Linked DNA regions of Homo sapiens: all the other regions are linked to region 1. Evidence: chromatin contacts called from ENCODE Hi-C or POLR2A ChIA-PET data. All regions are on one chromosome and are shown on one strand. The core of a region is the stretch at or near the end of the contact, and the rest is flanking DNA. Distances in the headings are between cores, read along the strand shown. Region 1 holds the start of ATP5MJ (ATP synthase membrane subunit j). Region 2 holds the start of SIVA1 (SIVA1 apoptosis inducing factor). Region 3 holds the start of MARK3 (microtubule affinity regulating kinase 3). Region 4 holds the start of ADSS1 (adenylosuccinate synthase 1).

Region 1 (2,700 bases), core at 201-2,700:
CAGAGTCTCGCTCTGTCGCCCAAGCTGGAATACAGTGGCGCCATCTCAGCTCACTGCAGCCTCCACCTCCAGGGTTCAAGCGATTCTCCTGCCTCAGCCTCCCAAGTACCTGGAATTACAGGTGCGCACCACCACCACACCCAGCTAATTTTTGTATTTTTAGTAGAGAAGGGGTTTCACCATGTTAGCCAGGCTGGTCTCAAACTCCTGAACTCAAGCAGTTTGCCTGCTTTGGCCTCCCAAAGTGCTAAGATTACAGATTACAGGCCTCCCAAAGTGCTGAGCCACTGCGCCCAGCCTCCATCCAATTTTTATTTGGCTTTTTTTTTTTTTTTTTTTTTTTTGAGATGGCGTTTCACTCTTGTCGCCCAGGCTGGAGTGCAAAGATCTCGGCTCACTGCAACCCCTGCCCTCCGGGTTCAAGTGATTCTCCTGCCCCAGCTTCCTGAGCAGTTGGGATTACAGGCGCCCACCACCAAGCCCGGCTAATTTTTGTATTTTTAGTAGAGATGGGGTTTCGCCATGTCGGCCAGGCTGGTCTTGAACTCCTGACCTCAGGTGATCCGCTCGCTAAATTTTTTTCTTTTATGATTTCTAGTTCTCTACTGGAAAATATTTCTGAAAAAAAAAATATATATATATATATATATTTTTAAGACTATTAAGCCCAGTGTCTGGAGCCCCTGTGGAAGTTTTATATTATCTGCTGAGAAGAATATGCACAGAATACAGACATAAAAATATGCAGAGCAGGCCGGGCGCGGTGGCTCAAGCCTGTAATCCCAGCACTTTGGGAGGCTGAGGCAGGTGGATCACCTGAGGTCAGGAGTTCAAGACCAGCCTGGCCAACATGGTGAAACCCCGTCTTTGCTAAAAATACAAAAACTAGCTGGGCTTGGTGACCAGCGCCTGTAATCCCAGCTATTCAGGAAGCTGAGGCACGAGAACCGCTTGAACCCGGGAGGCGGAGGTTGCAGTGAGCCGAGATCGCGCCACTGCACTGCAGCGTGGGCGACAGAGTGAGACTCCGTCTCCAAATATATATATTTTATACATGCAGAGCTAAATAATTAACAATAGAAAGGGACAAGACACACCACTGAAATGGGAGACTTGACTTAGTCTTTAACGTCACAGTAAAGAGGGTCCCTTTTCTTAGGTTAACCAACCCTCCCGGTATGTCTAGAACTTTCCTAGTTTCAGCGTTGAAGGTCCCGCGTCCCAGGAAACCCATCAGTCGTGGGAAGATGTGGAGGATTAGCCAGCCCACAGTGACACACGCGGGCACACCCCTAACGCACCCTCTCCCCGCCCCTTCTTGCCTGCGACACCAGGCGGCCGCCGGGGGCGCTGTGGTGCGGAGGCGCCGCTGGGGAGGCACTCTGGCCTTGCGGCGTCTCTGCTGCTTCCGCCTTCCCGGCATCCCCTGCGCGCGCCTGCGCGCTCGGTGACCTTTCCGAGTTGGCTGCAGATTTGTGGTGCGTTCTGAGCCGTCTGTCCTGCGCCAAGGTGAGTACGGGGACCTGGACCTGGCTCCCGAGGTGCGAGACGGCGGGGGCGGGAGGGCGAGAAGCCGCCTTGGCCCCAGCTGATCTTGGGGTTCCACCCCTCCGCCGGCACGCGCCTGCTTTTCTGCCCGGCTTTCCCTTCTCTGAAGGGAGGTAGGCCAGGGTCGGTTGCCAGAGGGAAGCATCGCCTAGGCCTGCGCCGCGTTTCCCTCCTTGGCCTTAACGCGCTCAGTGCACCTGAATTCTCCCACGGTTTTGACAGGGAGCGTACCTTGGCCTTGAGAGGTTCAGCTGCCTAACCCAGAGGCTACGCAGAGTTAGAGAAGCCAGAGTCCAAGCCAAGAACTCTGACTCCACATCCAGTCCCTTCTCTCCTTTATAACTCAAGTTTCCTTGCGCCACACTGCCCTCCACGTTATGCTGTACATGACAACTTGGGTGAGGCAACAGGGAAGCTGAAAAGAGATCATACGGTGCTGAATGAAATTGTATGGAACTCGCGGGTCAGACATTTCCCATTTCCAGTGTCAGGTAATAGTTCGCCCTTAATGTAATGTGCCAAAACTTTGCAGACTTAAGTGGATACAGTAGACACACGTTTGGCCTATGAATAAGATGGATTTTTAAAAGGTCTGGTGCTGTAAAACTGACACACACAGCTAGGAAATGTGCCTGGGCAGAATGGACTCAAGAAAGGGGCCGGCCGGGCGCGGTGGTTCACGCCTGTAATCCCAGCCCTTTGGGAGGCTGAGGCGGGCGGATCACGAGGTCAAGAGATCGAGACCATCCTTACCAACATGGTGAAACGCCGTCTCTACTAAAAATACAAAAATTAGCTGGGTGTGGTGGCAGGCACCTGTAGTCCCAGCTACTCGGGAGGCTGAGGCAGGAGAATCGCTTGCACTCGGTAGGCGGAGGTTGCAGTGAGCCGAGATCGCGCCATTGCATTCCAGCCTGATGACCGAGTGAAACTCCGTCTTAAAAAAAAAAAAAAAAAAAAAAGTAGGGGCTGTCGTTTTATTATGTGTTGGGAATATGTAGCTGGGCGCGGTGGCTCACGCCTGTAATCCCAGCACTTTGGGAGGCCGAGGCGGGCGGATCACGAGGTCAAGAGATCGAGACCATCCTGACTAACACGGTGAAACCCCGTCTTTACCAAAAATACAAAAAATTAGCCCAGTGTGGTGGCACG
Region 2 (2,700 bases), core at 47-2,546, 830 kb before region 1:
GCACACGATTGCGGTCCTGCCACAGTTCCCACGGCATCATTCCCCTTACCTCCCCATGGCCCAGAATAGCACTCGCTTTCACAGCCCTAGCACACTGGAGACACCGCACAGAGGAACCTCGGGAGGCAGAGTCTTTCCCTCATTCCCAAGGCACAAGCGGCACCAGGTAAATCACACACCCCGGGTCATCCTCTAACTGCTCTACAGGTGCAGACTTTGTGTCCCAATCACTAGGCAAGGTAAGCTCCACTTTTTACCTGCCCCAGGGTATTAATCACCCCAGTCAGAGTGATGATCAATAAGATCAACACGCCTGAAATCCACAGGAGAAAGCCAGAGAAGGCCTGGGAGCTCACTGCCCTCACATCCCACCCAGAACTGGACACTGCAGCCACACGGAGTCCTATTTCGCTCTCCTGCTGCCTGGCTTCTGCCTCGCCCTCTTCCTTCCCTTCCTCTGCCTGGCTAACTCCTACTCGCCCCCACAGGATTCCGCTCAGACTGTTCTTCCAAGAAGCCTTCCGTGCCATCCCTGCAGGTGCGCCTGCACAAACCTGTGCCTGCCCCGACCACCTGTGGCGACTCCTCCTGCTGGTCTCCCCAACTAGGCTGGGGAGCTCCCGGGAGACGGGGCACATCTGTCTTGCCTGCCTTTGGTCTCCCGAGAAAGCCGCCGTGCCTGGCAGGGCCGCGCGCTCCATGAATACCTCTTGGGACAGGAGGGGCACTCTTCGGGTTGACTCCATGCAGGACGCCCCGCTCCCCAACCTCTCCCAGGACATCCTGCACGGGACAGTCCTGAGAAAGCACCAGGCGGGTGCCGCTCACTGCAGGGCGGCGACTAACCGGGATCGTGGAAGAGGGCGCGGGGGCTAGGGGCAGGGACCCTTTTCTTTCAGGCTGTTGGACAGGGTGGGCGAACGCTGGGGTCCTCACATCCCCCTCACTGACCCCAGCCCTGGGCGTGGCCAGCTTGTGTCCCCGCGGCCTCCCAGCTTCCGGGAACGCGGGGCCAGAAAGCAGGGCCCTCCAGCCCCCCGCTCAGGCCTCAGAGGGGACGCTGAGGCCCGGCCCGTTCCAGGCCCCGACGCAGCGGACCCTCGGCAGCCCGCCCGACACTCACCGAAGACCTCCTGCGAGTAGCGCTCGGCGCACACGCCGCGGCTCAACTCCCTCTGGCTCACGCGGACCTTGAGCTGTAGCGGGGCCACGTCCGCGAAGGGGCAGCTCCGCTTGGGCATGGCCGCGGGGCCGGGAGCTACGCAGCTCCCCGGCCGCCAGCCCCTTACCAACGACGCCGTGACGTCACAGCTGCGCGCCCATCCGCGGGCGAGAGCGGGTTTGAGGAGAGGGAGCGACGCGGCGCGTCATAGGCTGCGGGCGAAGTGGGAGGCGGGACTCCTGCGCGGAGCGGCGCGGGATAGGCCGAGGGAGAGATCGGGGGTGGGACTCGTGCGTCGGTGTACTGGACTCGACGCCGCGGGAAAGGCCAGGGGCCAGGTTGAGGATCAGGGTGGGCGGGTCCGTGGGAGAGATTTGTGCGCGCGCCGCTCAGGATAGGCGGGAGGAGAGACTAGGGGCGGGGTTCCTATGCGGCGCGAAGCGACGAAGGGTGGGAGCCAGGTCGCGGCATTCGGCTGCGCGGGAAGAGCCAGGGGGCGGGGGCGAGGCCGAGGGTCAGGACGGTGCAACGAGGGCGGAGCTTGTGCATCGGGGGCGGGCCTCGTTTGAGGATCGGCGTGGGATAGGCCAGGGCGACGTCGGGGCGGGTCTAGTTTGAGGAGCGGCGCGGGATAGGCCAGGGCAAAGTCTGGGGCGGCTGGGTCGGTGGCGGGATTCCTGTCAGCTTTTGTTTGGTTCCTAAACGGTAGACACTGGTTATAGTTCCTCATTTACTTCTCCGAAGTTAAGAGGCAGCCCGCTTCTTCCTAGCTCTTTTTTCCCCTTTAGAGACAGGGTCTCGCTCTGTCACCCAGACTGAGTGCAGTGGCAGTCTCGGCTCACTGTAGCTTGCGCCTCCCGGGCTCAGGCGATCCTCCCTTCTCGGCCTCCCCGGTAGCTGGGACCGCAGGCGCGCGCCTCCGCGCCCCGCTTTTTGGTTTTGGGTAGGAACGGGGGTTTTTCTGTGTTGCCTCAGCTGGCTTAGCTCCTCACTGTGGCGGTCTCCGCCTTCCAGAAGTAAAGGCGTGTGGGGGCTGCGCTCTGAGGGCCGCGTGCGGCTGCCGAGCGCCCCCGGGCGGGGGTATGCGCCGCTGTGTGGAAAATGTTCTTGCACAGCGGGTTCGTCTGACTTGGTGTCCCCATGCCGCGAGGTGCACCCGCGTCGTCCCTTCTCCGGGGTTCTGCTCACCAGAGGCGGCTCTCCCCTGCCCCGGCGGGTACAGAACCGACCCGTCCTGTGGCGTGGGCTTCGCCCTGTGAGAGATGACAGCGTGCTGGCAGCCCTCGCTCGCTCTCGGCGCCCACTCTGGCCGCGCTCGAGGGGCCCTTCAGCCCGCCGCTGCACTGTGGGAGCCCCTCTCTGGGCTGGCCGCGGCCGGAGCCGGCTCCCTCAGCTTGCAGGGAGGTGTGGAGGGAGAGGTGCGGGCGGGAACCCGGGCTGCACGTGGCGCTTGCGGGTCAGCGTGAGTTCCGGGTGGGCGTGGGCTCGGCGGGCCCCGCAATCGGAGCCACCGGCCCCAGGCAGTGAGGAGCTTAGCA
Region 3 (2,700 bases), core at 48-2,547, 540 kb after region 1:
TCTGCTTTTCAAAATGTTTAACCAACTCCTTCAAAAAAGATTTGTATGGAAAGGAAACTGCCTTAATAAAGGCTGCGCGCTAGTGTTTTGGAATTCCTAAGGGGACCGCAAAGATCCCTCAGTGGACACTTAGTGACTGTGATTAAATTTAGTTCCAGACCATCTTAAAGAACGAGACCGCCCACTTGACCCAATCGATTACTCTTAATCAGCACCGGTAACATATGTTATTAATGTGACAGTCTCTCAAGAACTGCCTGACCAAGTTAAAAGCAGAGTTCGGCTAAAATAAGCACTGACCACTGCAGTGATCTGACACACACGTTTGCACAATCCATTGCGCGGCAACCTGGCCTCTCAAAGCACCGATCCGTAACGCTGCAACTCCTGGGCTTTATTAACCGACTAGACTGCCGGCATAATCGATGTACTTCGCAGACCCGCCCGCGAACAGCGGGACACGGCAGACTTCTGGAGGAAACGGTCCGACCTGGCTGCCTCCTGGGTGACTACGGCCTGCCCTCTATTTCCAGAGCGTTCGGCTGGGGGGAACACCCGACTGCAAGGCACTGCCCGAGGAGCACGAATGCCACCCCGAAGGTCCGCCAACTACAACGCCCAGGTTACTTACGTTTTCAGTGTCTCGTTCATTCACCGTTGGCAATGGGGTCCTAGTGGACATTTTACTGCACTTTAATTCTGCACAATGCGAGGGTCAAAACAAAACAGCACAGCCCTAGGAGGCCGGCGACCAGCGTCCTCGAGTCCACGGCAGTTCCGAAAAGGCGCCGTGGGGAGGGCGGCTCCCTTCCCCCTACGGCCGTCTAGATCCCGGGCCTGGCCCGGGCCGTCCCCCGGCGGGTCCCGGGGCTCATTCTCTCCCTGCCTCGGCGGCCGAGGCGAGGAGACCGGGAGGGCGGCAGTGGCGGAGCCGAGCCTGCGGGCGGCGGGCTGCGCTTCGGCCCGCCGGCGTCCCCTTGCCTCAGGGCGCCCCGCGATCCTGGGCCCCCTCACCTCCTTCTCCACTCCCTCCCGTCGCACCGCGAATTTCAGCTCGCGGGCCTCCACACAGCGCCGCCGGCGGCGCCTGAAAACGAGGAGGCGGAGGAGGATGTGAAGGAAGTGGAGCGCAAGACAGGCCGCCGCGGGCTGTGGGCGCCGACCATGGAGCGGGCTGCGGAGGAGGCGCCTGCGCCCGACTGCTTCTCCCTCTCTAGCGAGCTTGCTGCCTCAGCCTCCGCCCTGCTGGCCGCCGCTGCCGCCGCCGCACCCCGGCACCTCAGAGCCTCACGGAGCCAAGATGGCCGCCCCTCGGCTTCCTCTGCTGCCTCCGGCTGCCGGAAGTGACGACAGGCCGCCACCCGGAGTCCCGCCAATCAGCATGGCCTGAGAAAGCCGGCCCGGCTGTTGTTGCTAGGGGCGACTTGGTCCAGACCTCGCCGCGGGGGCGGTGCAGAGGGCTGGATAGTGCTGGTCGGGTCTCCGCTGACTCCCGCGGGCTGCGGGTTCCTCCTGTCCCGAGCGCGCCGGCAACCGCGAAAGAGCCGAGAAACGGCTCTGGGCGACAGCCAGAGCCCTCCCGCTGAGTTGGCATTTACACACTACAGGCCTGGGTTGGCTGGATTACAGATCGAGAGCCTATTGTGCGCAAAAGTTGCGGTTGCATCCCTGGGACTGCGCTGCACCGAATGGAGCCCCAGCATTAATTAATGACAGGGCCGGGGCTACGGGAAGGCGCCGGGCTCTTGCATCCTTAACTGTGACCCGGGAGTCAGGTTCTCGCCAACAAACCTTCCCGTCTCCGGATCTGAGCAGCTGCGGGCTGGGCGCGGACCCTGAGGGCAGCAGGCGCCTCTTGCCCTCAAGGAGCTGGTGGTCAGACGGGTGACAGACCCGGACCCAGCTAAATGCCATCCGGATGGAAGAGTGCAATAACGAGGGTGGCACAAAGGGGATGGGTTTGGGGGCGAAATGAATCTGTAGAGGACCCCAGGGACCAGCTTCCAAATGCCTGTAGGGGGTTTATAAGCAGGCTTTTCTTACAGTCAGTGCGTTGCTGCTGGAAGACTGGAAGCATCTCTGGGTGCCAGCCTCGGGCCAGGCTCGGTAGATGCCTGCAGGCTGGAACACTGGAAATGCTACCTGACCTGGAAGCCTTCCTTGCCCATTCACCTCTTCACGTGCTCGGTGCCTCTACTCAGCTCCTGGCCAGCGGTGGATGGAATCCATGGGTGCAGGGTCCGAAGAGGGAGAGTAGTGTGAGATGGGGGTGACACGAACTGTTACCGAGAGTCGAGTCTACCTTGTGGGTTCATGACATTTGTTACCTCATTTAGCCTCAGGGTAACCCTATGAGATGGGCAGACACACATGCGATCCGAAGTCTAGACAGGTACAGTGACTTGGCTAAAGTACACAGGTTGGTTAGCGACAGAGCTGGGATTCTAACCTAGCTCCCAAAGCTTGGATAATAGGTAAGCCCTTGTAGTGGGGGGCTATGTCATGCTTGCTTTCCCTTTGGTCCGTTGGCATCCCAACTCTCTTGCTATGTTTGAGACATTTCTTGCTCCACGAAATATATGTTTGTTGTTGTTGTTGTTGTTGTTGTTGTTTTGGGACGGAGTTTCGCTCTGTCGCCCAGGCTGGAGTGCAGTGGCGCGATCTCCACTCACTGCAAGCTCCACCTCCCGGGTTCACGCC
Region 4 (2,700 bases), core at 11-2,510, 800 kb before region 1:
CCCTTCGTCTTGGGCCCCAGCCCTCCTCTCTGGAGCTCAGGAAGGAGGCCACAGAACCCGGAGAAGGGACGGTGCGGGGGCCCTTGTTCCATTATTGGCAGCAGCCCCAGGCAGGCTCCAAACCCCAGACGCGTGCATCCCAAAGTTGACCCCTTTGTGCCTGGAGCTGTAAGTCAGCCCATGGGCAGCAGACTTGGCTGCCCTGGCATGGGGCATGTAGCCCCAGGGTGGCGGCCCGAGAGAGTGCCCAGTGTGCAGCTCAGTCAGAACAGATGGGGGCGCTGAGAGCAGCTGCCGGCTGGCAGAGGCCCAGCCCTGGGCCCTGGGGGACAAAGCAGGTCTGGCCTCCTCGGTGGCACTGCCAGCCACGGGGTCACCCTGGCCAGAAGTCTGTGGCCCTCCCTCTCCCATGTCTGGCTAGGATCGTCCCAAGCACCCTCCCTCAGGCGCGGCCCCAATTGCCCCCCAGGACGGCCTGGCCCCCTTCCACCTCTGCCTCTCCTTGGCTGACTCACCGGGGTCACCCCCACCCAGCAGGCAGCTTTTACCCCCTCCACCACCTGCAGACCTTGCGGGGAGCCAGGTAAGCCCTATCCCAGACCCAGACAGGCCCCAGGTGATCACTGTAAATGAGGAAGGGGGGTGTCTTGGGGGTCCTCAAACCATCCTGGGGCTGGGTCCTCTGGTTCCCCCATGGAGGGTCCAGCGTCACACCCATGGCATGCGCCACCCCCTAAGGATCGGGTGTCCCCAACTCAGCGACTTGTATTTATAGCTGTGCCCTGGCCCGCTGCCGGGGTGGTGGAGTAGGGGTGGGTGGAAGGAGGGCGGTGTGTGTGGGTCGGGGGTTGTGTGAGTGGTGCGTGTGCGTGCGTGGGTGGGGTGGCCCTGGGAAAGGTGCTCCCGGAAGGAAGGCATCCAAGCGGGTGAGTGACCGGCCAGGGCATGGGAGGACAGGGGCCGTCTGGGTCGGGGGAGGGGGGCTCGCTGGGCGGTGGGGGAGGGACCCGGCGCCCCAGCCCGCACCTGGCAGCGGCTGATGATGTCGGCGTCCGTGGCCAGCAGGTCCACCACCTTGCCTTTGCCCTCGTCCCCCCACTGCGCGCCCAGCACCACCGTCACGCGGGAGCCGGTCGCCGCCGCCTCCTGCTGCAGCCGCCCCCGCTTGACGCCGCCTGCGCCGGGGGGCCGGTCGTTGGAGGCTCGGGTCCCCGACATGCTGGCTTGGCTCTTCCGCTGCGCTGGCCCGGCCAGGAGCCCGCCGCCGCCGGCGTCCGCGCCATTAAATGGAGCCGGGCCGGGGCAGGGGGCGGGGCAGGGGGCGGGCCGGGGGAGGGCCAGGGCGGGCGCAGTGACGCCCCGGTGACCTCCGGCCGCCACATCCCCGCCCCCTCGCCGCTGCCCGGGAAGCCCAGTTGAGTCTCGAGCACTTTAGGGGTGAGGGGCCGCACGGACCAACGGCCAGGCAGGCAGATGGCCTGGGGAGCCGCCCCCACGAATTTGCCAACGGAGGCAGTTTCTCGCTAGCCCGTCGGGGACCAGGGCTTGTGCACCGCGACCTCACCCCCCACCAAGCCCTTGCCGGGCCCAGGACTTCGGGGTTCCAGCAACTGCAGGGGTGGTCGTTCCCTCCAGGGAAGGAGTGCGGTTTGCAAAAGGGGAGCTGCGTCCTGCACCCCACCTAGAGGGTCCGCACTCTCGAGGAGCGCACCTGCCCCCCGTGGAACCCCGAGTGCCCTGGGCGCGGGCGCGCCCCCTGGCGGCCGCGAAGAGCCGCGCAGCGCGTCCTCTCCGAGGACTTTGTGTCCCCGCAACTGCCCGCACTTCTGCCCCACGGCAGGGGCCCCGCGTCCCGCCCGGGCGCGCTGTGGCTCGGGCCTGGCTGTAGCGAGCAGGCGGGCTCCAGCATGGAGCTCCGGCCCTCAGCACCCAAGTCTGGGGTAAAGGGACCCATCCTGTCAGCGTCACCTGGCTGGCATGGGAGCAACCCCCAGGGATGCACGCCACCGTGGGGCCCAGGTTCCCAAGAGGTCCCACACCAGACCTTCCCGGCCCAGCCTGTGGAGGGACTAGGCCCCAGAGGGAGGCGATGGTCTGCGAGGCTCCCGTGTTCCCGGCTGGTTGTCCTGTCTCACCCATCCCGCCCCACCCCTCCCAAGTAGATGAGGCTTGGAGGAAGCCAGCCCTGGTGGCCAAGAGAAGGGTCCTGGGGCCCCAAGGGCGGAAAAGAGAATCAGGTTCTTGCTTCAGAGCAGGGAGGCGGGGTCCTTTGTTCCCTCCCTGACGGCTCTCAGTTGCCAAAGAGCCTGGAGCCACGAGGCCCCTTGGGCTCAGGGCAACTCCAAGGCTAGTGACAGGGAGTCCATGGAGACGGGACACTCCCTGTGAGGAAGGAGTGGAGCTTGGGCCTGTCACAGCAAAGGTCGCTCACACTGAGTTAGTGATTCAGGTGCAGCCAAGGACACCACTGCCCACCCCTGCCTGCAGCCTCCCCACCCCTCCTCTCTTGGCACCTGACCGTGCCCCAGCCTGGGGGAGAGGGGCTGTTTGAAGCCTGGCCTCCTGCCCCCTGCACCCATGTCCCCAGTCCCCTCTTCTTCCACTGGGCACATCGACACTTCCTCTCCCTCAGCATCCTTGCGGGGAAAATGCCGTTGTATGGGTTCCAAGCAGTCAGTGGGGCCTCAGTGGAAAAGCAGT

What was found. Hi-C counts contacts between places; a loop is a spot of excess contacts on that map. ChIA-PET counts read pairs that join two places held with the same protein, here RNA polymerase II (POLR2A). Pooled maps may share reads with other maps.
Region 2: a map of CD4-positive, alpha-beta T cell shows a loop between it and region 1 (10-fold over the local background). The contact joins the promoter of SIVA1 here to the promoter of ATP5MJ in region 1. A Hi-C loop is called at or near these places in 1 of 168 maps with a recorded cell type or tissue (CD4-positive, alpha-beta T cell), 2 of 37 single-sample maps with no recorded cell type and 9 of 50 pooled maps. POLR2A ChIA-PET finds 5 or more read pairs at or near these places in 3 of 52 experiments (activated CD4-positive, alpha-beta T cell, activated CD8-positive, alpha-beta memory T cell and naive thymus-derived CD8-positive, alpha-beta T cell).
Region 3: a loop to region 1 is called in a map of naive thymus-derived CD4-positive, alpha-beta T cell, with 13 times the contacts of the local background. The contact joins the promoter of MARK3 here to the promoter of ATP5MJ in region 1. A Hi-C loop is called at or near these places in 1 of 168 maps with a recorded cell type or tissue (naive thymus-derived CD4-positive, alpha-beta T cell) and 7 of 50 pooled maps. POLR2A ChIA-PET finds 5 or more read pairs at or near these places in 1 of 52 experiments (activated CD4-positive, alpha-beta T cell).
Region 4: a pooled map shows a loop between it and region 1 (9-fold over the local background). The contact joins the promoter of ADSS1 here to the promoter of ATP5MJ in region 1. A Hi-C loop is called at or near these places in 4 of 50 pooled maps.

Annotation. Positions count from the first base shown.
Region 1 is chr14:103,920,279-103,922,978 of GRCh38, reverse strand. ATP5MJ (ATP synthase membrane subunit j) reads left to right here and starts at 1,450. Exons shown (of 4, transcript NM_004894.3): 1 at 1,450-1,509. RefSeq lists silencers at 1,257-1,426, 1,313-1,485 and an enhancer at 1,120-1,795.
Region 2 is chr14:104,751,743-104,754,442 of GRCh38, reverse strand. SIVA1 (SIVA1 apoptosis inducing factor) reads right to left here and starts at 1,296. Exons shown (of 4, transcript NM_006427.4): 1 at 1,124-1,296. The coding sequence starts at 1,241. The region is part of intron 2 of LOC107987209 (a long non-coding RNA gene); the gene reads left to right. RefSeq lists enhancers at 1,201-1,270, 1,281-1,330, 976-1,477, 2,181-2,270 and a silencer at 1,431-1,800.
Region 3 is chr14:103,384,012-103,386,711 of GRCh38, reverse strand. It overlaps MARK3 (microtubule affinity regulating kinase 3), which reads right to left and starts at 1,297. Exons shown (of 18, transcript NM_001128918.3): 1 at 632-1,297. The coding sequence starts at 682. RefSeq lists enhancers at 361-550, 491-1,480, 1,481-2,472 and a silencer at 831-1,020.
Region 4 is chr14:104,722,789-104,725,488 of GRCh38, reverse strand. It overlaps ADSS1 (adenylosuccinate synthase 1), which reads right to left and starts at 1,260. Exons shown (of 13, transcript NM_152328.5): 1 at 1,027-1,260. The coding sequence starts at 1,218. RefSeq lists an enhancer at 1-213 and a silencer at 1,044-1,453.